Linked DNA regions of Homo sapiens: all the other regions are linked to region 2. The links are chromatin loops, found by intact Hi-C in ENCODE. Cell type or tissue: B cell. All regions are shown on one strand. Links, peaks and the distances in the headings refer to the core of each region. The heading gives the core; the rest is flanking DNA.

The links. Hi-C counts contacts between places; a loop is a spot of excess contacts. Peaks named below come from ENCODE experiments on the same cell type or tissue, not always from the same donor. Only the 100,000 strongest peaks of a DNase experiment are listed, where the experiment ranks them.
Region 1: it touches region 2 in a loop (4-fold over the local background); 82 of 110 quality-filtered maps call a loop at or near these places.
Region 3: it touches region 2 in a loop (2.0-fold over the local background); 14 of 110 quality-filtered maps call a loop at or near these places.

Annotation. Positions count from the first base shown.
Region 1 is chrX:118,626,815-118,634,814 of GRCh38, reverse strand. DOCK11 (dedicator of cytokinesis 11) reads right to left here. Exons shown (of 53, transcript NM_144658.4): 33 at 7,236-7,311; 34 at 6,543-6,652; 35 at 4,325-4,436. It also overlaps the pseudogene RBBP8P1. Among named protein-coding and RNA genes, the nearest start is that of IL13RA1, 97 kb to the left of the region's middle. In B cell, for the core only: no CTCF peak of the experiment used is centred there; DNase peaks (open chromatin) are centred at 1,794 and 3,044; H3K27ac peaks cover 1,363 bases.
Region 2 is chrX:118,804,182-118,814,400 of GRCh38, reverse strand. It overlaps a transcript of IL13RA1 not described here. Among named protein-coding and RNA genes, the nearest start is that of ZCCHC12, 15 kb to the left of the region's middle. In B cell, for the core only: a CTCF peak has its summit at 6,810 (motif pointing right); a DNase peak (open chromatin) is centred at 6,820.
Region 3 is chrX:118,748,163-118,756,162 of GRCh38, reverse strand. IL13RA1 (interleukin 13 receptor subunit alpha 1) reads right to left here. Exons shown (of 11, transcript NM_001560.3): 4 at 6,385-6,505. Among named protein-coding and RNA genes, the nearest start is that of IL13RA1, 25 kb to the right of the region's middle. RefSeq lists an enhancer at 3,818-3,917. In B cell, for the core only: no CTCF peak of the experiment used is centred there; a DNase peak (open chromatin) is centred at 3,682; H3K4me3 peaks cover 873 bases; H3K27ac peaks cover 2,733 bases.

The DNA of each region.
Region 1 (8,000 bases), core at 1-8,000, 180 kb after region 2:
GGAGGTTGCAGTGAGCTGAGATCGCGCCACTGCTCTCCAGCCTGGGCTCAACAGAGTGAGACTCCATCTAAAAAAAATTAAATTAAAAAAATATATATCAAGCTAGCAGTGACTTCCGCTTTCGCCTATCTGCCACTGGGTGTCTACTCACAGAAGCTTGGGTTCCCCCCCAGAAGTCCCTGCGTTTCCGGCCTCCGGTCAAAGGGCAGCTTGCTGCGCCACTGCCTGAGGGTGCTGGCCTCCCTCTCCTGTGGGTTAGCTCTTCTAGCCGAAAAGTTGGTGCCTCCTCTCCAGCGAAAACCTGGGACTTTGCGTCCAACGGTGAGCACCCATCTCCCTCGCCCCATGTCCTAAGGTAGCTTCGGAGAAGGTCTGTGAAAGGGGTAAAAGTGCTCGCCCTCACAGCGAACTAGCTCCAATCCACTGCAAGTCCGCCATTTTCTTAACGGCACTGTTGTTGAGCGACGAGGCCATCCCTCCCATTTCCAAATCTGTGAAACATGATGCAGGCAGGGAACGAGGGTGTAGGAGGGAGGAGAGGTTGTAAGAAATCTTCAGGAAGAGAATCATCACGGCTTAGTGTATGTGATTTGGAATCTGACAATTTTAAAAAAACATGGCTGGCGCTAAAAGAGCTCCATGATAAAGAGCTGCGGCGTCTACAGGCAAAATTAACAAGTCTGAGGAAACAGCGATTGTCAGACGGGAGGCGGACGGGCTCCACAGCCAAAATTAAAGAGTTGACTAAACAGCAGAGAGTCCTGCAGAGCACCATTAATGACTTGAAAGATCAGTTAAAGGCAAAAACCTGTGACTGCTGTTCAATGACAGAAACATACAGGCTTGCGCTAGAGAAAGACTATTATGAAATCCAACAACAAAATCTTTTCTTTATTGCGGAACTCACTAAAGAAACAAATAAATTACGAGAAGAAAATAAAAGGCTTTCTAAAATAATAATGAGGCAACAACAATTTCAGACTTCTGGTAGTGATGACTTCGTTTCTGGTAGTCAAATGACTATGTCAGATTTTTCAGTCAGGGAGCCTGCACAAGGAAGGCAGAGGCATGTGCCTATCAAATCGATAAGCCAGTCACAAAGTAAGCAGATGAAACCTACGAGCACAAAGGAACTGCAACAAAGTTCAGAGTTTCCAGCTCCATCTTTTAGTCAAGGCCTCTTTGAAGTGCCAGAGACCTCTTTTGCGAAAAGTTCCTCTAATGACACTAAGCCTAACATAGAAGACCCTGCCAGCCAGAAGCCACTGGCAAGTTCTCTTTTAACAACTTCACTTAGTCCTCAAAAGAGGTATGAATTTCAAGATTTTTTCAATCTTCATGAAGACAAGATTGGCCAGCCAAAAGGGACACTTGAAACAAAGGTCTCCCCGCAAAAAGAAACTCAGATTGGCACATCATGGAACCCTTCCGCTATCTCCCCAGGAGAATACCCAACTCATGTATCTGAAAGTTTACTGGAAACTTTAGAGGATTATTCTATAACCTCATATAGCCCTCTTGCAAAGGAAAAGAAAATAATCCCTTTGAATGTCTTGCCTTTAGACTCTACTTTAAAATCTAGTACAAAAAGAAGAGCAGTGGTTGCTATTCCTTCTAACACCAAATTTGCAGTGAGAGATAGCTCTAACCAGATACCTTCCAATGAACAGTCTGCTTCGGAGAATATTAATGAATCTACAAGTGCAGGGTATGGTGCCGATAAGCCTCAATGTGATACTGAGAGTGTCTTTTTGGAGTCTGGGCTAAAGAGAAAAGTGAAGACACAGTCACAAAGAAAGAGGAAGTAGCTTCCCCATCCCCCCCACCCCCCTCACCCCCCCCCCCACCGCCCCCCACCACCTTCTCTCTTAAGGAAGCAACAATGTTTTACTTTTCCAACAGAACAGTCTTCTTGTCAATTCAGACTTCGTAACTGGTAACTCCTGACTCTTATTCCTTTTCTCACGATATAATAAACTAAGCAGTAAGGCCTGAAAATGTTTGGCAAATGAATCTAAGACTTTGAAATAGCAAATTTTTGTCAATTAATAAAATGCAGCTATAAGTAGAGAATGAAATTTATTCTCCAGAATCCATATAAAAGTGTAGAGATAGAACATCTTTTCATTGACATTAAAGTTGCTACTGTTTATGACTCAATAAAAAAGAAAGCCAAGAGAGGACCTCAAGATTGTGGACTTGAAAGAGATAAATATTTAAATGCATATAGAGTAACTAAAACAATATTTACCGGACAAGACAAAGTAATTAGAATACATCCATTGAGAAGGATCTAGAAGACATTTCTTAGAACAAAATGAATATGACTTTACAGATATACAGCATGACTTTATACATATAAAAGATAAACAGATGTGACATAGACTGTATACTAGTTATTGAAAATGTGCTTTTTAAAATCAAAAAGCAAGAGCAGAAGACTACAAAACCTAATTAACAAAGACTGAATATTCGGCACAGAGTACTGCCACTGAGCAAGCATGGTCAACATTTGCAAGAATAAGAGGAACTATCAAGTTCACAAGAAATAAAACAGTCATGGGCCGGGTGTGGTGGCTCACGCCTGTAATCCCAGCACTTTGGGAGGCCGAGGTGGGCGGATCACGAGGTCAGGAGATCGAGACCATCCTGGCTAACACCGTGAAACCCCATCTCTACTAAAAATAAACAAATTAGCCGGGCGTGGTGGCGGGCGCCTGTAGTCCCAGCTACTCGGGAGGCTGAAACAGGAGAATCACTTGAACCTGGGAGGTGGAGGTTGCAGTGAGCTGAGATCCTGCCACTGCACTCCAGCCTAGGCGACAGAGTGAGACTCCATCTTCAAAACAAAAACAGTCATGGTTTTACCCATGACATTAAAAATAACAACCAGAGACTTGTCTCTGGTTAGTATAGAATGTGATGTATATGTGTGTGTATGTGTGTGTGAGACCTACAGTGGAGGAGGGGAGAGAACTAGTCAGCAATGCAGCTTTTCCCCTCCTCCTACCTTCTCTCTCTTTCCCTCATTCTTTGGGCTGTGGTGGTATTCAACCGCTTTTTTGTTCACTTCTGCTTTTTTTCTAATGTATCTCTTGGACCTATTTTTTTTAAGGCTAGTCAAGTGGCAATGGGAGTGGAGAACAGATAAAGATTGGGCCTCTTTTTAAAAAAAAACATTTACTGAGAGATTCATTTATCATAAAAATGCCCACATAAATAGCCCACAATATTACAATAGTTTATAGTTTATTCAAAGACTAAGGAAACCTTCACCACAGTTTTAGAACATTTTCATTGCCTTAAGAAGAAACTCCATAAATGTTAGCAATTTCCAGATTCCACAACATAATGTTTGATATTTATGCTAAATCGTACATTCCTAGAACTTGAATATTCCAGTTATTTTTATTTTATTAATGAACTTTAGAATTTACTCATATCTAGCTATTTATTTTAATGTTTCTATAGCTACTTAGATATCAACTTATTTTATGTCTTTACATCCTGCATTATTATAAAATATTTAAAACGAAATAATTACTAAAAATAAAAAAATAGAAAATGAGTAAAAGATAGCAATCACTATGATGATCCCAGGTGCTTTTATGTTTTCCATTTTTGCATTTTTTTTTTTTAAGCAAAAGTATTGCGAAAAGGAAGAGAAGGGAGGGAACTGTCTAAGTAAATGTGGTATTTGGAAATAACCTGCTTTTACTTCCCGAGGACATGCAGTTTATGAAAGTCCTTCGGTTGTATTCCATCATATAGTGTAAAGAGGAACTGGTGACACTAGTAAATACGGCTCTATACCAAGGAGAAAAAACAGAGCCCGACAAAGAACGCGATACCAGACAATATCATACAGTGTTGCTGCAAAGATAATGATGACATTCCCTACCCTTCAAGAACTCTTCCTGTCTTTTTGTTTCTTATTTGTCAAATCCTGGGTTAAATAAAAGCTGAAGTATTAAATATGAATTCTGGTGGTTATTATTTCCTTTCAGTTACATTGGTCATTTAATGAATTAAATGCTCTGCATGAAAACAAAATGTTTAGCACTTCTAAAACCATTGCCTCATTTTAGAAATTCATTTGCAAAATTATGTTAAAATTATTTCAAAGACTCGAACTTGTGTGACTGACATGAACCTATTTTGAAGTTCAATTTAAGAAACATTTTAAAGTCAGAGTCTCCAAATAACTGTTTATAATGTGCATGTGCTCTGCCTCCAGATGATGATCAAATATTGTTGCATGAATTTGTGAACCTGTGAGGGTGTATGTCTAGTACAGTCCATGCTTAATATGATGGTAACTCACCTTCTGAAATCATTTTTACTATATACAGGTAGCACATCAGGAGGCTTCTGATTTCATACTGATCCAGGCGGTTATACTGGGATACACTACTCCTTGTAGAACTCTGTCGGGTCTGTAAGGACAGGATGTTCGTGAAATAGTATCAGTACAATTTTCCACAGCCTTTAACTCAGTAACTCTTTTTTTATCATTAGATCTGTTTGGGAAAATTCTAAACATAAATCTAAATTTTATATCACAACTTGAAGGTGAATGGGCTGAATCTTTCTTTCCTAGTAATAGCTAGTAATATCACTAGAAATTACCTTGGAGTCTTCACAAAGATATAGCCATGAATACTGTGTTTCATTCTCATATGCCATGTGTTTTAGTGGTAAAATTTTAAAATAATCATGGCTATTTAAGGAAAGATAGCTTTTACATGGAGTGAAAGCATAAGAAACATCTTAAACTTTTTCATTTGAATCTTTCCTTAGAGTTTATTAAAATCCAACCTCCAAATCATACATTAGAAAATCTATCTTAAGGGCTAATAAAACCAGGCGCAGTAGCCCACACCTGTAGACCCAGCGTTTTGGGACGCTCAGGTGGGAGGATCACTTGAGGCCAGGAGTTTAATACCAGCCTGGGCAATATAGCAAAACCTGTCTCTACAAAAAAAAAAAAAAAAAAAATTTAGCTGGGTGTGATGGTGCATGCCTGTAGTCCTAGCTACTCAGGAGGCTGAGGCAGGAAGACTGCTTGAGCCCAGGAGTTCAAGGCTGCAGTGAGCACTGATCGTGTCACTGCACTCCAGCCTGGGTGACAGAGCAAGACCCTATTTCTAAAAACTATAAATAAATTAAAAAATGGGCTAATTATATTACGATAATTACACTTAGGAGTACCCAATAATACTTCAAAATTAGTACCTCTACAAAGTACTGATGTGTTCCTATTATTTAATGACTTTTTAAAAAATATCAGAAATTAAGCATGACAAGATCTGACTTATTTGGGGATTTATATGAATAGAATAACAATAATCTAAAAAATTTAAAAACTAATACTTTCAGTTGAGCTAAACTGGGGATGCACCATTGACTAGGGTGGAATTTACTAAGGAAGAACTTTTACTTGGAGCAAACAGACCTAGGTTCTGATTGCTTGCCTAGCTACTATGTGACTACTAGCAAGTCATTCAACCTCTCTGACCTTTATTTGCCTTAGCTATGACAGTACCTGTTGTCACAATTTCTAAATGGTGTAAAAGAGAAACATTTGTGAATAAATTACTGTTTACCCAAAGGCTCAAGGAACCAGTGGAAGTATAGTCCACTGGTTCTCAAGGGTAACAATACCCAACCAGCAGCATCAACATCACCTGGGAACTTAGAAATACATGTTAGCAGGCCCTATTCCAGACTTACTGAATCTCACCCTGGGGTGAGGCCCAGACATCTATTTTTTAAGCCCTCCAGGTGATGCTGATGTACACTAAGAGCACCATGATATAGGAGACAAAGTGCTCATATTAGAAAATCTGGGTTCGAGTATGGTCCTGCCATAGCTGGTTGTTCTAAGTCATAATCCCAATTTTCATTTGTAAATTGAGAGTTGGAATTTATTGTTCTTATAGTCCCTTCTAATATAATTTTATACGATTCAATGATTTTACATAACAACATGGCAAAACTTTACTCGTCTAAAATGAGGTCTTTCTGCCTTAAGGCAGTCACATCTCAAACTTTAATGGTAGGCGTGAAACGACTTGATAGAAGAGTTGGGAGGATATATTCTGATTAAGTGATGCTGGGACCCTAAGATTGTCAATTTTGGGACCTATATTTTTTCCTCCCAAATTAATATCATTACTCTATTACAAAAGAATGAAAGACTGCATTAATCCTGCCAGGATGTGCTTCGTTTTAAATAACAAGGCACATTAGATATTTTAAACTTGAATTTCTCCTCACTAAAATAGCGTGCTAGGGTTAAAGGAGATATTCAGAGTTAGAACTCTTGAGGATGAATGCCTTATTCTCTATAAATAGTTTAAGACATTGAAGTAGCAGCTGCCACTATAGGAAGATACTGCTAAAATATCTAAGAATTATGGGATGCTTTTCGCAGAGCCAGGATGGACTACAGGTGAGTACAGATGCTCATATTTATACTATAAAAAAATTGTTGCAGGCTAATGTGTCACTAGGGTCATCCTATATATTTAAGTTCTTACATTTTCACCAGTGTTGCCCTGATCTGGAAATCCTGTTGCTCCTTCTGGGATGAGGGAACCTCTTGAATCTTCTCTCTTAATTCCATGTCCATTTTGAAAAGACCCATAAGCTGGGGAAAAAAAAAAGTCAAGCCCTTGTTGGCAAGAGGGGGAACTGTCAGAAATATTTAAAAAGTACGGAACTAATTTAAGTAGAGACATTAATGTAGGGAATAGATCTTGGACATCTAAAATGTGAAGTTTATTATATCAAAACACCATAAGAAACCATGTAAAAGTGAAGCAACTTTTCACCTTTCAAAACACTTTAGCATGTACAAAATGACAAGAAATTCCTTGGAAGCCGTAAAATAAAGCCACACAATTTAAAAGACAATTTTATAGACAAGGAAACTTGAGCCCATAGATGGGAGTATCTGGCTTAAAACTGGTGACAGATAAGAAGAGTGGAAACCAGTATTTTTCTCATTATCCTCTATTTTCTCAGTATGCCAAGCTATGTTCTAAATAAGCTTAGACAAGGAAACCTAGGCAAATAAATTTGACTGCAAGTATAAGTCAGATTTTAATTAAACTTTAGTAGAGATCAAGCTATGTATGGTCTTTATTATGAAATATATCAAAAATACTGAGAAGTAGAGGGTACATGTCTAAACACCCACGCAATGTATCATCTCCAAAAGGTTTAATTACCGGTGTCTTTGTCAGTGCTCAGACTCCCTCTATTGGCAGGTGAAGTAAAGCCACATGGAAACTCATCTCTGGATGCCTGTAACAGAATATGATACCTGTGTCATTTAAACAAATTCGTATATAGGATAAGAAATCTGAATTAACAGAATAAAATGTTACATTGATTTTAAACAAAGCTCACTGTGAAAGTCTAAATCAGATACTAGTAATTAGTATTTAGGTGACTCTTTTTTAAAAAAAAAAAGCTACTAGCATACTGTTGTAACCATGACCTCTAGCCAAGTGACATAATTCTAGATAGCTGCAACTGGTACAGCTGCAACTGGTACAGTCTTTTTTGTTTTCGTTTTCTGAGACAGGGTCTTGCTGTGTAGTCCAGGCTAGAGTGCGGTGGCATGATCATAGCTCACTGTAGCCTCAACCTCCTGGGCTCAAGTGACCCTCTCACTTCAGCCTCCAGATTAGCCAGGACTACAGGTATACACCACCACACCCAGCTAATTTTTCATTTTTTTAGAGATGGGGTTTTCCCATGTTGCCTAGGTTGGTCTCAAACTCCTGGACTCAAGTGATCCTCCTGCCTTGGCCTCCCCAAGTGCTGGGATTACAGGCATGTGCCACGGCGCCCAGCCTGGTAAAGTCTTAACATGATTCAGTTCTCCTCCTTAGAACCAGGGCAATGCTAGAAGAAGGTGTGTGACCAGAAGCCCTAGGGAAACTTGAGCTGCAAAGAATACAGAGAAGTGAAATATTTCCAAATAATGC
Region 2 (10,219 bases), core at 2,220-10,219:
GGCTAGTGGTTCCGCCTGGGGGTGAGAGAAGAGCTTTGATTAAAAAGAGAACCACAGAGGGCTTCTGTGGCATCCTAGTGTTTGATTTCTGATCTTTCTTGGTGGTTACATGGGTATTTCTTTTCTAACGATTTGTTAAAAATCTACATACATGTTTTATGCACATTTCTGTATATCTGTTCTATTTTCAATAAACTGTTAACATTAAACTCATTCACCTGAGTGTATGTGGACTACACTGAATTGTTAAAATATTGGACTGAGCCAGGCTATTGATTCCAGATATTTCAAGAAAAGGGTTCCTAAATTAAGTGTCCGTAAGATTAAAAGAGGGAATAGGAGTGGAGAGAGTGTTGGATAGAGTAAAAAGATTTGACTTTCCTAAAAGACGTGCTTCTTTGGTTCCTGTGCAAAGCACTAAAGATAGGGAAATAGTGGTAAAGCATGCAGGCTCTACAGCAAAACCAAATAGGTTCTGCATCTACCACTTAAGTTTTAGTTTCACAATCCTTCTGGGCCTCAGTTTCCATATCTGTAAGTGGAGATTATAATATCATCTAGCTAAAATGTTACTGTGCATATTAAAGAAGATTATCCTTGTAATACCTTGTGAATATTTTTTTTAGATAAGGGAACTCACTGTTGCCCAGGCTGAAGTGCAGTGGCCATTCACTGTACTCATCATAGCTCACTGTGGCCTCCAACTCCTGGCTTCAAGCAATCCTCCCACCTCAGCTTCCCGAGTAGCTGGGACTATAGGTGCCTACCACCACACCCAGCTGAGTATGTTTTTTGACATGTAAGTGCTTTATAATTGGCATCTGTTATTATTTCTTTCTAAAGCTCGTTATGAGATACATTAATTCTGAGTCCCTGTTGTATGTCTGTTATTGTCCTATTTTCCATTTATTCTAGATACCATACATGAAAATAATACAATTGCATTTTTTTTGAGACAAGGTCTCACTCTGTTGCCCAGACAGGAGTGCAGTGGCGTGATCTCAGCTCACTACAACCTCCGTCTGCCAGGCTCAACTAATTATCCTGCCTCAGTCTCCCGACTACCTGGGATAACAGGCGTGCACCACTACCGCCTGGCTAATTTTTGTATTTTTAGTAGAGTTGGGGTTTCACCATGTTGGCCAGGCTGGTCTTAAACTCCTGACCTCAAATGATCCACCCCGCTTGGCCTCCCAAAGTGCTGGGATTACAGGCATGGTATGTGTAATTGAAACTGACACTCGGAGAGGTTAAGTAAGAAGCCTGGAGTCACACAGCTTTAAGAGGTGGCGTAATGTTTTGAAAACAGATCCGTCTAATTCCAAAGCCTTTGCACTTTCCACGTTTTCTTGGAGTTGAATATAACCATCATTCAGTGGGAAATTCAAATGATGTTTAACCAAATACTGTTTTATTAAGCTATTTATATGACTTAATAGGAGAAAACATGTCCAAAAGCCTGAGAGCTTTGTGTACTGGGAAAGTTTATATAGTGCCAATGTAACATTTCAGAGCAGACGTAAATCTCTTGCGTTCTCTAAATAACACCTGGTAAAGAGATGTTCTTAGAAGTTGCTTAAGTTGCAATGATCTGGCGGGTTTTAAAGTCTGGCCAAACCTAAGGAATATAGCAGTAGGATTTCCAGGTCACAGGAAGTGTATTACCAGCAGGAGAGCACACGCCACCAAATCTGAGGGAGTGCAGAGTCAAACTCCTAATGGGGAACCTGGCATCCAAAACTGTTATTTTGTTAATTCCTCTAATTCTGCCCCAGTTATCTGAACACAGGAGAGTGCCCTCCCAAAGCACCACCATAGAGGGGCCCAGCAAAAAGTCCAACCAATTCTGCATAGCTGCAACACCTCAGAAAATGTAGGCCAGCCTGCTGGTCTGGATTGACTGAAATGACTGAGACCCAAGTAGCCCTTTGGGAAATCATGGTAAAATCATGGTGCTGGGTGCTTCAGAAATCCTTGCTGACTGATCAGCTGGACTGCTGTGGCAGAGACAAGATCTAGAGCAAGTGGGGGAGGAGGGTGGGGTCCAGAGGCAGAAGTCAGGCTGGAAAGCCCTGGGGGCCCACTGGCAAGAGGGAGACTGGCAAGAGGTAGATCAGGATGGTGGCCGTTCCGAATGTGTGTGTGGTGAAGGGAGCATTAAACTACAACCTGGGGCCTGGGTTCTATCGCTCTTGAGTTAATTAATTAATCTCTGGATATATCAGTTCCCCCACCCATAAAATGAAAATAATAATAGGACCTATCTCATTGTATTGTCATGAGGAACAGATGAAATCATGGACATGAAAGCACTGTGAAAACTCTCATGGTATATAGAAATATGAAGCTAAGTGTTCACTTGTTTTGTTTCCTTGTGTAGCCCCAGCACCTGGACAGTGTCTGTCATATAGCAAGTACTCAATAAACATTCATTGAATGAATAATATTGCACTAGAGTTCGAGTACTGACTGTTTAGAATACTAGGTGATCATCACAAGCAAAACTATGAGATGGGTGAAAGTAAGTTCTCGGCTGGGTGCGGTGGCTCATGCCTGTAATCCCAACACTTTGGGAGGCCAAGGTGCCAGGATTGTTTGAGTCCAGGAGATCAAGACCAGCCTGGGAAACATATGGAGATCCCATTTCTACAAATAATAAAAAATTAGCCAGGCATGGTGATGTGGACCTGTGGTCCCAGCTACTCGAGAGGCTGAGGTGGGAGGATCATTTGAGCCCAGGAAGTGGAGGCTGCAGTGAGCCGAGATCATATCACTGCATTCCAGCCTCGGCGACAGAGCAAGACCCCATCTCAAAAAAAAAAAGAAAAAAAAGCAAGTTCTTGCATCCTTCCATTTGGAGCCCTGTCCCCTGTCCCTTGACAGTGCCCTGGAGGTATTAAATATCCAGCATCCTCAGCCACCTCATTTTTCTTCACTCAGCCCACCTTGGTATCAGTGATGAAAAGAATGATAGCTGCCATTTGTTGGAGGCATATTATGTTCTAAGTGCTAAGCTTCACATGCACATTCTCAGCTTGATCTTCAAATCCACCCCCACATTTAATGGCTATTTTTCTTGGGAAAAAAAATACATGCTGATGACTCTAAAGCTCAGTTTTCTCATCTAGGTTGCAAGGCAAATCCTGTTACAGAAACTGACATGATTCCTGTTGGAGTTTCTGTTCCCAGGACTCATCTGGGCTCAACTCAGGCCCAGGCTTGAAATTGTGTGGCAAGGGACCCAACTGCCATAGCCATGCCATCAGACATAGCTATGATTGATGGGGGACAAGGGTCTCAATCTGCGTGAAGGCACCAAGGCTCTGCTATCCTCTTTCACAACTACATGGCTAGGAAACAGCAGCTGTCATTCAAGCCCAGGCAATCTCTCTTCAATACTTTGTGACACTTAAGGAAGCAGATGGAACAACTTGACAAATGGAACAGCTTGTCCAAAGCTGCTCACCTGGGCTCACAAATCCTTCCCCTCAGCCAAGAGATTTTTCATAAAGGAATGCTAATCTCTTTGGCACACTGCCCTTTGCACCCCTACAACCTTAAATGCTGGGTCCACTTAGCAGGTTCAGAACGTTCTGGCAGGCTCTCTCATACCATCCCACCCTCCCTGATTCTTATGTCATAGCCCTATCAGAGTTAGAAATAATACAATTACTTGTAGAATAATTTGATTACCTTTGGACTCCACCAAGTGCCCCTGAATTCCATGAGAGCCAGGTAGAATTGACTTTCTTCTCCACCACTTCCACAGTGCCCAGCTCTGGGCATAGTACAAAGCAAGTGCTCAATCAATATTTATCAAAGAATAAATGAATGAGTGAAGAGTAAGCAAATAAGTGAGATGGAAATGTAGAACAGAATAAATGTGGTAATTGCTCTCAAACCTTTGAAGAGCTTTGCTATGGAAGAGAGAGGATTTTTACTATCTTTTTTTTTTTTTTTGGTGAGAAAGAGTCTCGCTCAGTCGCCCAGGCTGGAGTGCAGTGGTGCCACCTTGGCTCACTGCAACCTCCACCTACAGGGTTCAAGCGATTCTCCTGCCTCAGCCTCCCGAGTAGCTGGGACTATGGGTGTGCACCACCAGACCGAGCTAATTTTTGTATTTTTAGTAGAGATGGGGTTTAGCTATGTTGGCCAGGCTGGTCTCAAACTCCTGGCCTCAAGTGATCCACCCACCCCAGCCTCCCAAAGTACTGGGATTACAGGCGTGAGCCACCATGCCCAGCCCAGGATTTTTATTAACTTTTTATTTAGAAATAATTTAAAAATTACAGAAGAGTTGTAAAAGTAGAACAAATAATTCCCATACACCATCTATGCAGATCCCACCAATTTTAAATATTTTGGCAATTTGTTTTTATCACTCTCTCTCATTACTTACATATTAATGTTCTTTTTTTTTAGGAACTATTTGCAGGCAGGTCACATGCATCATGCCATTTTACTCCCTAATGCTTCAATGCATATTTCCCAGGGACACAGCCATTCTTATAGAAGACCATTACCAAAATTAGGACACTTGATAGTTGATGCAATATTGTAATCTATGTCCTTACTCAATTTTGCCAATTTTGAGTGAGGACTTTTTTTGTTCTGTTTGGTTCTCCAGGGCATAAGGAAGATTAATGGGAAGATACATGATAAAAATGACTTTTTACTCTGGAATTTGAAGATAGATCCAGAAAATTAGAACTATCAATAAATAAAATGGCCTTTCTCCATAAATAGGGCACTCCCTGTTGCTGCAGGGATTTAGGCAGAGACTAGACGATTACCTGTTAGGAACGAGGGAGGGGATATCTCTTATGAATATGAACTACAGAATAAGCTTTTGTGTGTACTTCTGCAGGCCAGGTGAATTATATGCTATGTACTGGGCTTGATTCTCTTTTTTTCACTTATCATTTCTCATGTCGGGGCTGGTCCTTGCGTAGCTGAAGTAACCAACCATGGCATGGGGTTGAAGCAACCTCAACGTTCCATCAACCTGGAAATATTTTCCCCTGACACCTTCTACAAACAGGTCAGCCCTGGAATAATAATATTAACATGTATTATGCACTTACAATGAGCAGGGCAATGGTGTGCTTTGTAAGTGTCAACTCATTAAGTCTCCAAAAGCCGTAAGATGTAGCTATTACTATACTATAATCCCTATTTTACCAATGAGGCATCTGAAGCTCAGGTGGGTTTTGGTATCTTGATTTGGTTCAGGTCTGATGTGTTAAAAGATTTCAGAAATTATGATCAAGTTGTTCAAATAAGTGTATATGGAGATTTTTAAAAAGCAGTTCGGCTGGGCACAGCAGCTCACGCCTGTAATCCTAGCAATTTTGGAGGCTGAGGCAGGCAGATCACTTGACCCCAGGAGTTCAAGACCAGTCTGGACAACATGGCAAAATCCTGTATCTACTAAAAATACAAAAAAAAAAATTAGTTGGTGTGGTGGTGTACACCTGTAGTCCCAGCTCCTCAGGAGGTTGAGGTGTGAGGATTGCTTGAGCCCAGGAATTGAAGGCTGCAGTGAGGTGTGATCACATTACTGCACCACAGCCTGAGCAACAGAGCAAGACCCTGTCTCAAAAAATAAAAAATCGGTTCAATTATTTAAATGAAAAATAAAAATGAAAAGAAATAAACCAAAAGATAGTATTTCAAGACTTCAAGAACATTAGTATTTCTTTGTCTGTTTATACCTATTCCTATTTTCATTAGGGCAGTCTAATTTGGAGGAGTTTTAGGGGGGGTTCTTTATTTCTACATTTCCTGATTTTCTAGTTGTTGTAATTGTTATTTTTTAGACATGTTTTCACTGTAGTTGACATGCTAATTCAGAATGAAAGATCTTCCTAGAGACTGTCCTATGTAAAGCAATTGAATCTCCCTGCTGTATTACCACTGTAGAAGACAGAGGAACAAGGAGGATGGCCCCTTCTTTCCCAGTCTTATAGGTTTCATAGTTTTCAGAACAGTTAATTTCTGGCTAATTCCTACCAATCCTTAAAATTTCAGCTTAAATGTCACATCCTCAGAAAAGTTTTTGCTACCCTGCAAGACTAGGTCAGAATCCCCTGTTACCTGTTCTCACAGCCTCATCGACCTTTTCTTCATCTCACCTCACTACATCTCACTGCATCATTGACCTTTCCTTCATAGCAATTATCACATTTAAAATGATTGTTTTGTCTTTACAGTTAGACTGTAATACAGGTTTCTGAGGGGACCCATCTATTTTTGCTCCCAAATGTATCCTAGTACCTGACACACTGTGGCCACTCAATAAATGTTTGTTGAATGAAAAATGAGTAAATGAAAATCCAGTTCCACTTAGGAAAAAGATGCTAGCAAAAGAAAACATAGAAGAGTAAATTGTGCCCCTGGAGGCAAAAATTCAGTATTCTAGTATCAAAGGTCAGAACCAGGCAGTGATGAAGTCAAAATGAGGGGATTTGGGAGATCCGGCAGAGGGTGGTTCAGGCAAGAACTTTGGTCAGTTGCTAGAGCACAGTAGCAGCAGCAGCATGGAGTATCTCAATCCAGTGCTAGGATGCTGTAGCTGACTGAAAGTATTCTGCTTTCAGGGGTTCAGTCCTTCTGGAAATATGCTACAGAACATGTGCACCCATGGTTTCCTTCATTGGGGACAGAGAAGTAGAACTAGGCAGAAAAGAATTTAAGGAAGAACTATAAAAGGCTTTTGAGAGGAAGGGTCTTGCTGGTTCCAAAATAATGTCCTCTCTCATTAAGTGGCTTTCACAAAGCTGCCATTACAATTTCTACATGCAGCCCCCAGATGGCAGCAGTGTGTTACTCTTGGGCTGCCAAGTTCGTGATGAAGTCTCTGCTTTGACATCTAACCTACCATGCCATGACTGCCCCCAGAGCTAGCTTAGATTTGGGTTGTCCTCACACTGTGCTGAGAGGGCTTGCAATGTGTCTTATTTTGGGAATGACCTCATTGGTCTTTCCCTGGCAGCTGGCTCCCATAACCCTGACTCTTGAAGCTGCCCTCCTCTCATTGCCATCCGTGAGTGTCCCCAACCCTGTAGGAAATCATAACCTAATGGTTCCTCTAGCATACTACAGTGAACATGTCCAAAATGAAATTCGTATTTCTCATCTACTCCCCATTCCCCACCCAAGCCTGTGCTTCTCTATAACATTTTGAGCATCTCCCTCCCATTCATGGAGTCCTGGTGAGTCAACCTCTAAACTACTTCAGATCTGTGTCCTCCTCTCCTGTTTGCCAGGCATGGAGCGGATCCTCTCCACCTCTTGCCTAATCCCTAGGTCATCTGCTTATCTCTGTCATCTTTCTCTCACAATCCATCCTTCCACTCTACTCAAACTCCTTCTGAGGACAGGGATGCCCCCTTTTGTTAATCTCTTCAGATTCTACTCTTGCTTTAATGTGCAGACCAACTAGCACTGCCCTCAAAAAACTTTTCTGGGTATCCTCCCAGCCCCGACACCCCCATCATTTTTTCCACTGCCTGTATACAGCACTTTACTTGGACCTCCTTTCATAACTCTAATTGCTAATATTCTGTCTTGTTGATAATCCATTATTTATATACATAAATATGTCACTCTAGCCCTTAGCCAAGGTGGCAACCATGTGGCACAAGTACATCAACACCCCCCCACCAGTACCCAACAAGAGACATCACTGATAGATCTTAGCCATCTTCCCACTGAGCCCAAACCCAATCTCAAAATCCTTCGGGAAACAGTATTCCAGAAGAACTGATCCACAAAATGAAACAAATTTGCCATTCCTGCACTGGACTATCAGCAATAATAGGACAGAAAGTATGCACTGCACCTGTAGTCCCAGCTACTTGGCAGGCAAGAGGATCACCTGAGCCCAGGAGTTTGAGACTAGCCTGGGCAAAATAGTGAGACACCATCTCAATTTTTTAAAAAAGAAAAGAAAGCATGCTCTATTCTTTGAATCTACTACAGCATCTCGTACACGATCTATATTCGTCAAAAGCCTTCTTGAATGAATTAATAAAAGCACAAAGTGGAATAGCATAGACACTGATCATAGGAATGCTGCTCCCAGACTCCATGTTTCAATACTGCTGCTATGAATATGGGTGTGCAAATATCCCAAGACCCTGCTTTTAATGCTTTTGCATAAATACCCAGAAGTGGGATTGCTGAGTCATATGGTAGATCTATTTCTTTTTCTTTTTTCTTTTTTTTTTCTTTTTTTCTTTTTTTTTTTTGAGACGGAGTTTCACTCTTGTTGCCCAGGCTGGAGTGCAATGGCACGATCTCAGCTCACCGCAACCTCTGCCTCCCAGGTTCAAGCAATTCTCCTGCCTCAGCCTCCCGAGTAGCTGGGATTACAGGTGCCCACCACTACGCCCGGCTAATTTTTGTATTTTTAGTAGAGACGGGGTTTCTCCATGTTGGTCAGGCTGGTCTGGAACTCCCAACCTCAGTTGATCTGCCCACCTCGGCCTCCCAACGTGCTGGGACTACAGGCGTAAGCCACCGCACCCAGCCTAGGTAGATCTATTTCTAACTTTTTGAAGAACTACCATTCTGTTTTCCATGGCTGTTGCACCATTTCACAATCCCACAAATAGCACACAAGGATTCTCATTTCCCCACATCCACACCAACACTTTCTATTTTATGGGTTTTTTTTTATAGTGGCCATTCTAATGAGCGTGAGGTGATATTCATTCACTTTTATTGCTAAGTAGTATTCCATGATGTGACTGTACCAAAAATTGTTCAACCATTCACCCACCCATTGAAGGATATCTGAGTTTTTCTAGTTTTTGTAAATTATGAATAAAACCATTATAAACATTTATGTAAAGTTTGTTGTGTGAACATATGTTTTTATTTTTCTGGGATAGAGGCCCAACAGTACAATTGCTGGACCATGTGATAGTTGCATGTTTCGTTTTTAAACAAACTGCCACTCTTTCTCAGAGTAGCTGTACCATTTTATGTACCCACAAGAAATATATGAGTGATATGATTTCTTTGCATCCTTACTATTATTGAGGTGTTGTCATTATTTTTATTTTAGCCATTCTGAGAGGTCTGTAGTAATGTTACCAAAACAGCAGGAGTTCCATCTAGGTCCTGTTTTCTCACTGCACAGAAAGGCAAACACTGAGACAATGAGTATTGCCAAGGAAGAAGGCTTTAATCAGGTGCAGCAGCCAAGGAGACAAGAGATCAGTCTCAATTCCATCTCCCTGACCAACTAAAATTAGGTGTTTGTATAGCAGGGAAGAAGTGAAACCATGTGTGGGAAAACAGGAATTAGGGAGGGATAAGGAAGAGGAGTTGGTCAACAGGAAGCAGTTGGTTTGTCAGCCAATCAAGAAGGGTGAGGGATCTGGCTTCTCACTGTCCGGATGTGGTGATTTGGTGATTTTCAGATCCCGGATACTTTCTGGGAGGCCTGATGGTTTGTTTCCTGAGAAAGGAATTCAGATAAGACAAATGTAACTTTCTCAAGTTTTAAGACTGGAAGGATCAATTTCTATGTTTATTCAAAGAGATCAGAAACATCAGCTCTGTGGGACAATTGGGTTGGTTTCATAGTCACATGGTCTGTATATTTCCCAGTGGTATTCAAGCCAGCAACTTATAGAAAACTGCATGATCAAGTGTAAACTCAGCAGATTTACAAAGCACACACTTGACCACAGATAATTTTTCTCAACCTAACATTCAGACCCATAAGCCTATTTTTCCACCTTGCTTTAAAATTTTCAGTGCATTGTAAAATATCAGAAAAGGATTGCCCCATATTGGTCTTAATTAATCCATGCTGAAGTACTCTCTTTTAGTATCACATTTCCAATTTGTTTATATTGGTCCTTATCATGTGGGAAAAAATTACACAACACAGATATGCTCTGTACTACCATTTGCAAAAACATTCCGTAGACATATTAGAAGTTGGCATTTGTGTGTGTGTGTGTGTGTGTGTGTGTGTGTGTGTGTGTGTATGCATGGCTGTGTTTTTTTTCTGTTTTAAGGAAGACTATGTCTTGGTTGTGTGAGAACTTCTAAGCTTCAAGGCCAAACTTCAGTTTTCACTTCCTTCACAGATGTCTGACTACGCTTATAAAGAATTTCCAGAATTTGTTGGGCACTGTGGCTGACGCCTGTAATCCCAGCACTTTGGGAGGCTGATGCAAGTGGATCACTTGAGGTCAGG
Region 3 (8,000 bases), core at 1-8,000, 56 kb after region 2:
CCTCAGAATCCTCTGTACTACTTTAAAATGCAGGTTTCTCAAACCCTCTCCCAGAAAATCTGATTTAGAAGGTTTTGCCAGGACCTAGGAACCAGCATTTGAACAGCAATTCTCCAGGAGATTCTGCTGCAAGTCAGTTTAAAAAAAAAAAAACTCAGAGCTAATGTATTTATTCCTTCAAAGGCTGCACAAAGGAATGCTTCGATATAGAAAATGCTTTTTTCCTTCAATAGGTAGTACATAAGCTTTTCCCCCTAGTTGCAGCGCCCTGTGGTTTATGAAGAAAACAGTGTTGTAAAAATGAAGTTATTGTCATGACTAGTTTTTGGATCAGACTGTCCTGGAATGTTTTCCGCCCATGGCCAAAAACAGAAACTGAAGAAATTTAATGACATTTTTCTTACATAACTAAAGAAAGCCATGTGTAAAATTGTTTTTAATGATGAAAGGAACTCCTCGAATGCACAATCTTCTTGATCCCTTTTTCATTTCTGTACCCTGAGTATTCTGCATATGCTCATGGATCTCAGATAATGAAATTTTAAAACAATTTTGTTGTAATTTAGAAATAATTATAGAAGGGAAAATACTGGTTCTGAATAGATAACATTTCTTGAATTCTTGTGAAACATTAACCTAAAACAGCAGGTGATTCCTGTTAAAATTTATATACTGAATTCATCTGCAGAGTCACACTGCAGATATGAGAAGGAAATTGACAAATTAAAGACTATTCTCCCAACTCAGAAGATGATTAATGTGGTAAAAAAAAAAAAAATCCCTAAAATTCGCTGGCATGACTAGTCTGAAGCTCTTCAGGCCGGGGTCTGTTCAATGCCAGACTGTCCCTACAGGGACACAAGTCATTGCCCTAGGGCTTCAATGAATTATTTTGATTTCAAAAAATGACTCCAGGCCAGGCGCCATGGGTCACGCCTGTAATCCCAGCACTTTAGGAGGCTGAGGTGGGTGAATCACTTGAGGTCAGGAGTTCCAGACCGGCCTGGCCAACATGGTAAAACCCTGTCTCTACTGAAAATACAAAAATTAGCCAGGTGTGGTGGCACGTGCCTGTAATCCCAGCTACTCAGGAGGTTGAGGCTGGAGAATCACTGGAACTCGGGAGGCAGAGGCTGCAGTGAGCCGAGATCGCACCACTGCACTCCAGCCTGGCGACAGAATGAGACTCTGTCTCCAAAAAAAAAAAAAAGAAAAAAAAAAAAAAGAAAGACTCCGTATTTTATGGTTGGGGGTTAGGGAAAACAGTCTCTGGCAGTTTGTTTGATGTGATTTATACTGGTACCTAAACCATTTCTGGTGCTTGCTAATGAGCACTGTGTCTTGACTCCCTTTCTTTTGTGGTTTTGATTAGAAAGGATCTATCTAGAGGAGAGCAAGAAAGAAGGAGATATGGGTTAGGTACTAATTCTGTGAGACGGGAAGAGGCCAGCGCTGTGTACTGACTGCATCTGCAAAGGAGTGGGGATAATAACAATAATAATAATAATAAATAGTATTTTTTTTTTGAGATGGAGTCTTGCTCTGTTGCCCAGACTGGAGTGCAGTGGTGGGATCTCGGCTCACTGCAAGCTCCGCCTCCCGGGTTCACACCATTCTCCTGCCTCAGCCTCCTGAGTAGCTGGGACTACAGGTGCCCGCCACCACGCCTGGCTATTTTTTTGTATTTTTAGTAGAGACGGGGTTTCACTGTGTTAGCCAGGATGGTCTGGATCTCCTGACCTCATGATCCACCTGCCTCAGCCTCCCAAAGTGCTGGGATTACAGGCGTGAGCCACCACGCCTGGCCAATAGTAATAATAGCTATTATGGATTGAGCACTTACTCTACATATGCTAGCAGCTAGTCATGGCTCTAAACACTAGCCCTCACAACAACCTTAAGAAGTAGGCACTATTATTACTATCTCCATTTCACAGATTATGAAACTAAGGCTGAGAGAGAAGGGACTTACCCAAAATCACACTAAAGTAAGGAAGAGAGCCAGGATTTCAACCCAAGCAGTGTGGCTCCAGAAAGAATAAGCTGTGGGGTGGTAAGGGGATAAGATACAGAATCTATACCAGCACCATCCAACAGAACTTTCTGGGATTATGGAAATGGTCGCTATCTGTGCTGTCCAATACAAGAGCCACTCATCACTTGTGAAAGTGGTTGGCGAGACTATGCAACTGAAGTTTTAATTTGATTCAATTTTAATTGATTTAAATTAAAATGTAACTAGCCACATGTAGCCAGTGGCTCCTATACTGGATGGCACAGAACTACACTACAGAAAGATCCCCTGCTGATGACCAGCTCTGGGACTGTATATGACAAGAAGTAGGCCAGGTGCGGTGGCTCATGCCTATAATCCCAGCACTTTGGGAGGCCGAGACGGGCTTGAGCCCAGGAGTTCGAGAGCAACCTGGGCAACATAGCAAAACCCCATCTCTACAAAAAACACAAAAATTAGCTGGGCATGGTGGTACACACCTGTGATCCCAGCAACTCAGGAGGCTGACATGGGGGGATGGCTTGGGCCTGGGTGGTTGAAGCCGCAGTGGGCAATGATCACACCAACTGTACTTCAGCTTGGGCAACAGAGCAAGACCCTATCGCAAAAAAAAGTAGGATCCTTGATATCTGCCCCCTTGGATGCTAGTGACCCACCACTATCTTGGAATTGCATCTTGAGCGACCTCCAGTGGCTGTGCAGATTGTTCCCTGCAAAAAGACATCAACTGAGGGCTGAAAGCCAGCCCAAGTACCATCTGCTCTCAGCTTTGGTGAGAGCCTGCTTCAGCCCAGAGGAAGAGGAATGCTTTTTCAAATTGGTCAGTCCAGGTTTTTTTGTAATTCATTCACCCAGAGGAAACATTCTTTTAACAATTTGCATTGAGACTTTGTTTTTGCTAGTATATCCCCAAGGCACTTCCCTATTTTTGTCTTAGAAGAACCCCAAGGACTAGGCTACCATCTGCCTCCAGTGCCACCCTGATTCTAATAGCTGGGATAATTTTCTACCCAGTCTGCCATGGAATGAGATACAGTTTTAAGACTTCTTCCCTTCTTTTCCAGTCCCTTATATAGACATAGATTCTTTAAAGGTTTTCCCTGCGGTTTTACCAATAATGATTCCAGGGAAAACAAGAGGGGTTAATAGCATAATAAACACATGGATGCTGCCAACTCACAAGACATCTTAAAAGCCTGTGTAACAGCTCTCCCTAAACTTTACTACAACATCAACAGCCAGGCTACTCCTTCTTAGTAAGGCTTAGTTCTTTGGCCCCTTCTTAGCAATTCTTTAGGGAGCTGGATCTACTCAATCCTTCTCTCTTTTTATTCATGAACCATAATATTCCTCAGTTGCTTATACCTCATAAGTCATCACCGCAACCCTGAATATTCTCTAGCTTTGGATCCTACCAAACATTCACAACTTATTTATGGAATACCTACTATATATCAGGCACCAGGAGAAACAAGACACAGCTCCCGCTCTCAAGAGAAACTGAAGCCTGTAGCAGGCTACCACCAAGTAACAGGAAATGACAACACAATGTGCTGGGTAGTATGACACAAGAAATTGCAAGGTGCCGTGAGACAAGAGGAAGGGACACATGTCTAGACTTGAGAGGTCAAGGAAGGCTTTCTGGAGAGGAAATGGTGTCTGGGCTGAAATAAGGATAAAGACAAATAAGAGGCATCCAAATGAAAAGGAAAGGCCTAGGCTACAAGAGGATGCAGAATGTTTCCACTATTCTGTTTGAATATTCTGTTTGAAATCTAGTGTTGTGTTTGAGTATTTGAAGAAAGCAGTCTGAGGAACTGAAAGAAGTTTGCTGCGGGCGAATGGTAGGCTGCAAGAGGGGCGGGGGTGCATGGAGGCAGATGCAACCGAGTCTGGAGAGGTTGACAGGGGCCAGGTCTGTCATAAAGCGATTTGTCTGTCATGCTGGAGAGTTTGGACTTTAACCTAAAGCCACCAGGGAGCCACTGAAGGGTTTTAAGTAAAGGAGAAACAACAGGTACCAAGAGTGAGCAGGTGAAACTACAAAACCTCAAATGAGATTTACATCAGGGGGGGAAAAAGAAACAGACCTCAGACATAACCACACAGAACTTCTGGCTCCACCTGCAGGATTTCCCAACTTTGCCAGGAGGATCCTTCCACCAGGGAGGAGTGCGGATGTGAATCCTGGGGCAACTTTGGAGGTTTTCATCCAAAAATGTGTGTTACTTTTTTTTTTTTTTTTTTTGCATTCTATTCCATGATATAGCCATGAGTGTTTTAATGTATCAAAAATGCTTTCCATCATGTCATCAGGCAAAATAGACACTCTAGCATGAAAGGCCATGTTTATCCAGTAGCTTCACAAGTCTTGGACATGGCTCTCCACATCCCATTCTCTCAGAAGAAGTCTTAACAAATGACAGTCAGGGAACAAGGCCATGTAGAGGCAGACTGCCTATGCTAGGTCTCCCCTTCTCCACCCTGACATCACAACGATTAAATACCTCCATTTCTCAAAATGCTCTTCCCCAGAGGCCAGCATCAGAGAAACTCCCCCATCTAGGCAGTCTTCCTCCTTCATCAAAGCCTCTCAGTCCCCTCTCCATCCACCCATCCACCTCCCCTCGACCACCACCCCAAGCTCCAACCTAACTTCCCACAGGAATCTATCTATCCCTCTGCAACAGCCTTCAGCATACACTGTCTTACTTAATTTAATGCAGGTCACTGTATCAGGCACTATCTTCTCCTCTATATTTTGAGCTTTAGGAGAGAAGAGATATGTTTTTTGTCTCTGCTGTGCATTCAGTGGTTTATCCACAAAGTGTTCTAAATAAAGGTTTACTGAATTAAACTGGATTAATCTGGTCTTTCTTCCTTGTTCTGTTGCTAATAATTCTAGGCTCTAAAGGGAATGATGGAAGACTAACTTAGAAATTTAACAAACTTTGTAGTAGATATAGTCACAAATACCAAATACTAAAGTATCAAATATCAAAATATCAAAGTTGTTTTGCAGGAAGCTAAACTACTTTTTGAGGCTGGGTGTGGTGGCTCACACCTGTAATCCCAGCACTTTGGGAGGCCGAGATGGGCAGATCACTTGAGGCCAGGAGTTCGAGACCAGCCTGGCCAACACGTTGAAACCCTGTTTCTACCAAAAATACAAAAATTAGCCAGGCATGGTGGTGCATGCATGTAATTCCAGCTGCTTGGGAAGCTGAGGCAGGAGAATCACTTGAACCCAGGAGGCAGAGGTTGCAGTGAGCCTAGATCTCACCACTGCACTCTAGCCTGGGTGACAGAGCAAGACTCTATCTCAAAAACATAAATAAACAAACAAACAACTTTTTGACCCCGGACATATCATTTTCCTTTTTAAAAGTAGACATCAATAACTCATGCATTGCTAGTGGAAATGTAAGGTGAACTAACTTCTTTAGAAAACAGTTTGGCATTAAAAAAAAAAACTAAATAAGCCATTACTATATGACCCAGCAATTGCACTCTTGGGCATTTATTCCAGAGAAATGAAAAGTTATGTTCATATAAAAATCTGTATGTGAATATTTACAGTAGCTTTATTCATAATAGCAAAAAACTGGAAAAAACTGAGATATCCTTTAATGAATGAATGGTTTAAAAAACTGGTACATCCATATCATGGAATACTACTGAGCTATAAAAAGGAGTGGCCTCGTGATATACAACTACTTGTATAGATCTCCAGGGTATTACGCTGAGTTTTTTTTTTTTAAGCCAGTCTTAAGTGGTTATATACTATAGGATTCCATTTCAGTAACATTCTTGAAATAATAAAATTAAAGAGCTGGAGAACAGATTAGTGGTTGCCAGAGGTTAGAGGATTGGGGGAGAGGGGTGTACAAGGAGAGATGGTTTAAGACGGAGGTGAGTGTGGCTATAAAAGAGCAACTCCTTATGGTGATGCAACCATTGTATATCTTCACATGTGATAAAATTGCATACAACTACATATACACACACACGAGTGCATGTAAAACTGTTGAAATAGGACTGAGGTTTTTGGATTGTACCAATGCCAATTTTCTGGTTTTGATAATGCACTATAGTTACACAAGATGTTACCACTGGGAGAAACTGAGTGGAGTATATGGGATCTCTCTGTACATTTTTTCTGGTAATATACAGGATCTATATTTAAAAATAGAAAGTTTATTTAAAAAGTAGACACCAAAGACAGATGCATTTTTCATTGAAGCAAACTGTCCATCTTGTTGAGTTTGCAGAAAAAATTAAACAGTTCTTTTTTTTTTGACTAGGTTGGATCCAAAGGCTCCCAACACAATTACAATCAGTCTTCCAGTAATTGTACTGTACATACTCACCAATAGTAGAGAGTATAGTTAGTGTCGGGACTGGTATTCCTTCCAGGGAGCCAAGAACACTTCATGTAGCTCAGGTTGTGCCAAATGCATTGAAGCTCAGTCACAGCAGACTCAGGATCACCTAGAATATCCAGGCCAAGAGTTTAAGACCCTTCTTTCCTTGTAATGCAAAGTAGCAAATCACTCTTTGGCATGGGGATGATGAGAGTGCTTCATGCTGCTTTGTCAGAAAGCAAATGCTTCATCTCTCACCCCATTTTACCCAGAAGTCACCCAGGATGGAGGAAACTCAAATCTAATTTGTTCACAACCTTCTCTCTTACCTCCTGATACAAAGAAAACATCTTCCCTATCACTGAGGGACCCTAACTAATATTCCTAACTGGAGGGAGAGATAAAAGATCAAAAACTATTTCAATCATAGACAATATCTACACAATTCCTAAATGAATGTGGATATACAAACAACCCTTATATATATCTGTCTTAAAAAATTATTGAGGTACAATTTAACTTTCTGTCTTTTGATCAATACTGACACATTTTTTAAAAAATAAACATTCAGCCAGGCAGGGTGGCTCACGCCTGTATTCCCAGCACTTTGGAAGGCCAACAAGGGTGGATCATTTGAGGTCAGGAGTTCAAGAACAGCCTGGCCAACTCGGCAAAACCCTGTCTCTACTAAAAATACAAAAAATAGCCAGGTGTGGTGGCACATATCTTTAGTCCCAGCTACTCGGGAGGCTGAGGCACAAGAATTGCTTAAACCAGGGGGGTGGAGGTTGCAGTGAGCCAAGATCTTGCCACTGCACTCCAGCCTGGACAACAGAACAAGACTCTGTCTCTAAATAAACAAACAAACAAACATTCCTCCTGAAGCAATTCTGGGGAAAGGTAAGCCTAATTTAACTCTTAGTAGTTGCCTCTTAAGTGTCATGACTTTAAGAGCCCTAGTATCTTTCTGACCTAAAATCTCTATCTTTATAAAGCCATTTTAGTTAAGGTATAATGTCTTTAAATTAAACACCTCTGTTTAAAATGTAAATCTGTTATCCCTCATGATCCTTGAAGGGGTACTACACTGAGCCATCATCAACCATTTTATGTCATAGTATAGTAATTATTATTTTTTTGAGACAGAGTCTTGCTCTGTCACCCAGACTGGAGTGCAGTCATGTGATCTTGGCTCACTGCAACCTCTGCTTCCCAGGTTCAAGCGATTCTCCTGCCTCAGCCTCCTGAGTAGCTGGGACTACAAGCATGCACCACACCTGGCTAATTATTATTATTTTTCTCCATGTTGACCAGGCTGGTCTCAAACTCCTGACCTTAGGTGATTCGCCCACCTTGGCCTCCCAAAGTGCTGGGATTACAGGTGTGAGCCACTGCATCTAGCCGTTTTTTTTTTTTTTTTTTTCGTTAACTCCTAAGGAAAGGAGAATAGGGCAGGTAAGTTGTTTCAAATCTCCTGGCAGTCCTGAATTTTATAATTTTACAAACAGCACTTCATGTGTTTGTGATCAGTACAAAGCAGGTAAATGGAATGGCTTAGAGCAAAGGGCACATAGAGCTAAGGACTGGAGGTTAAGAGATGGGGCCCAGCCCTACCCAACCAA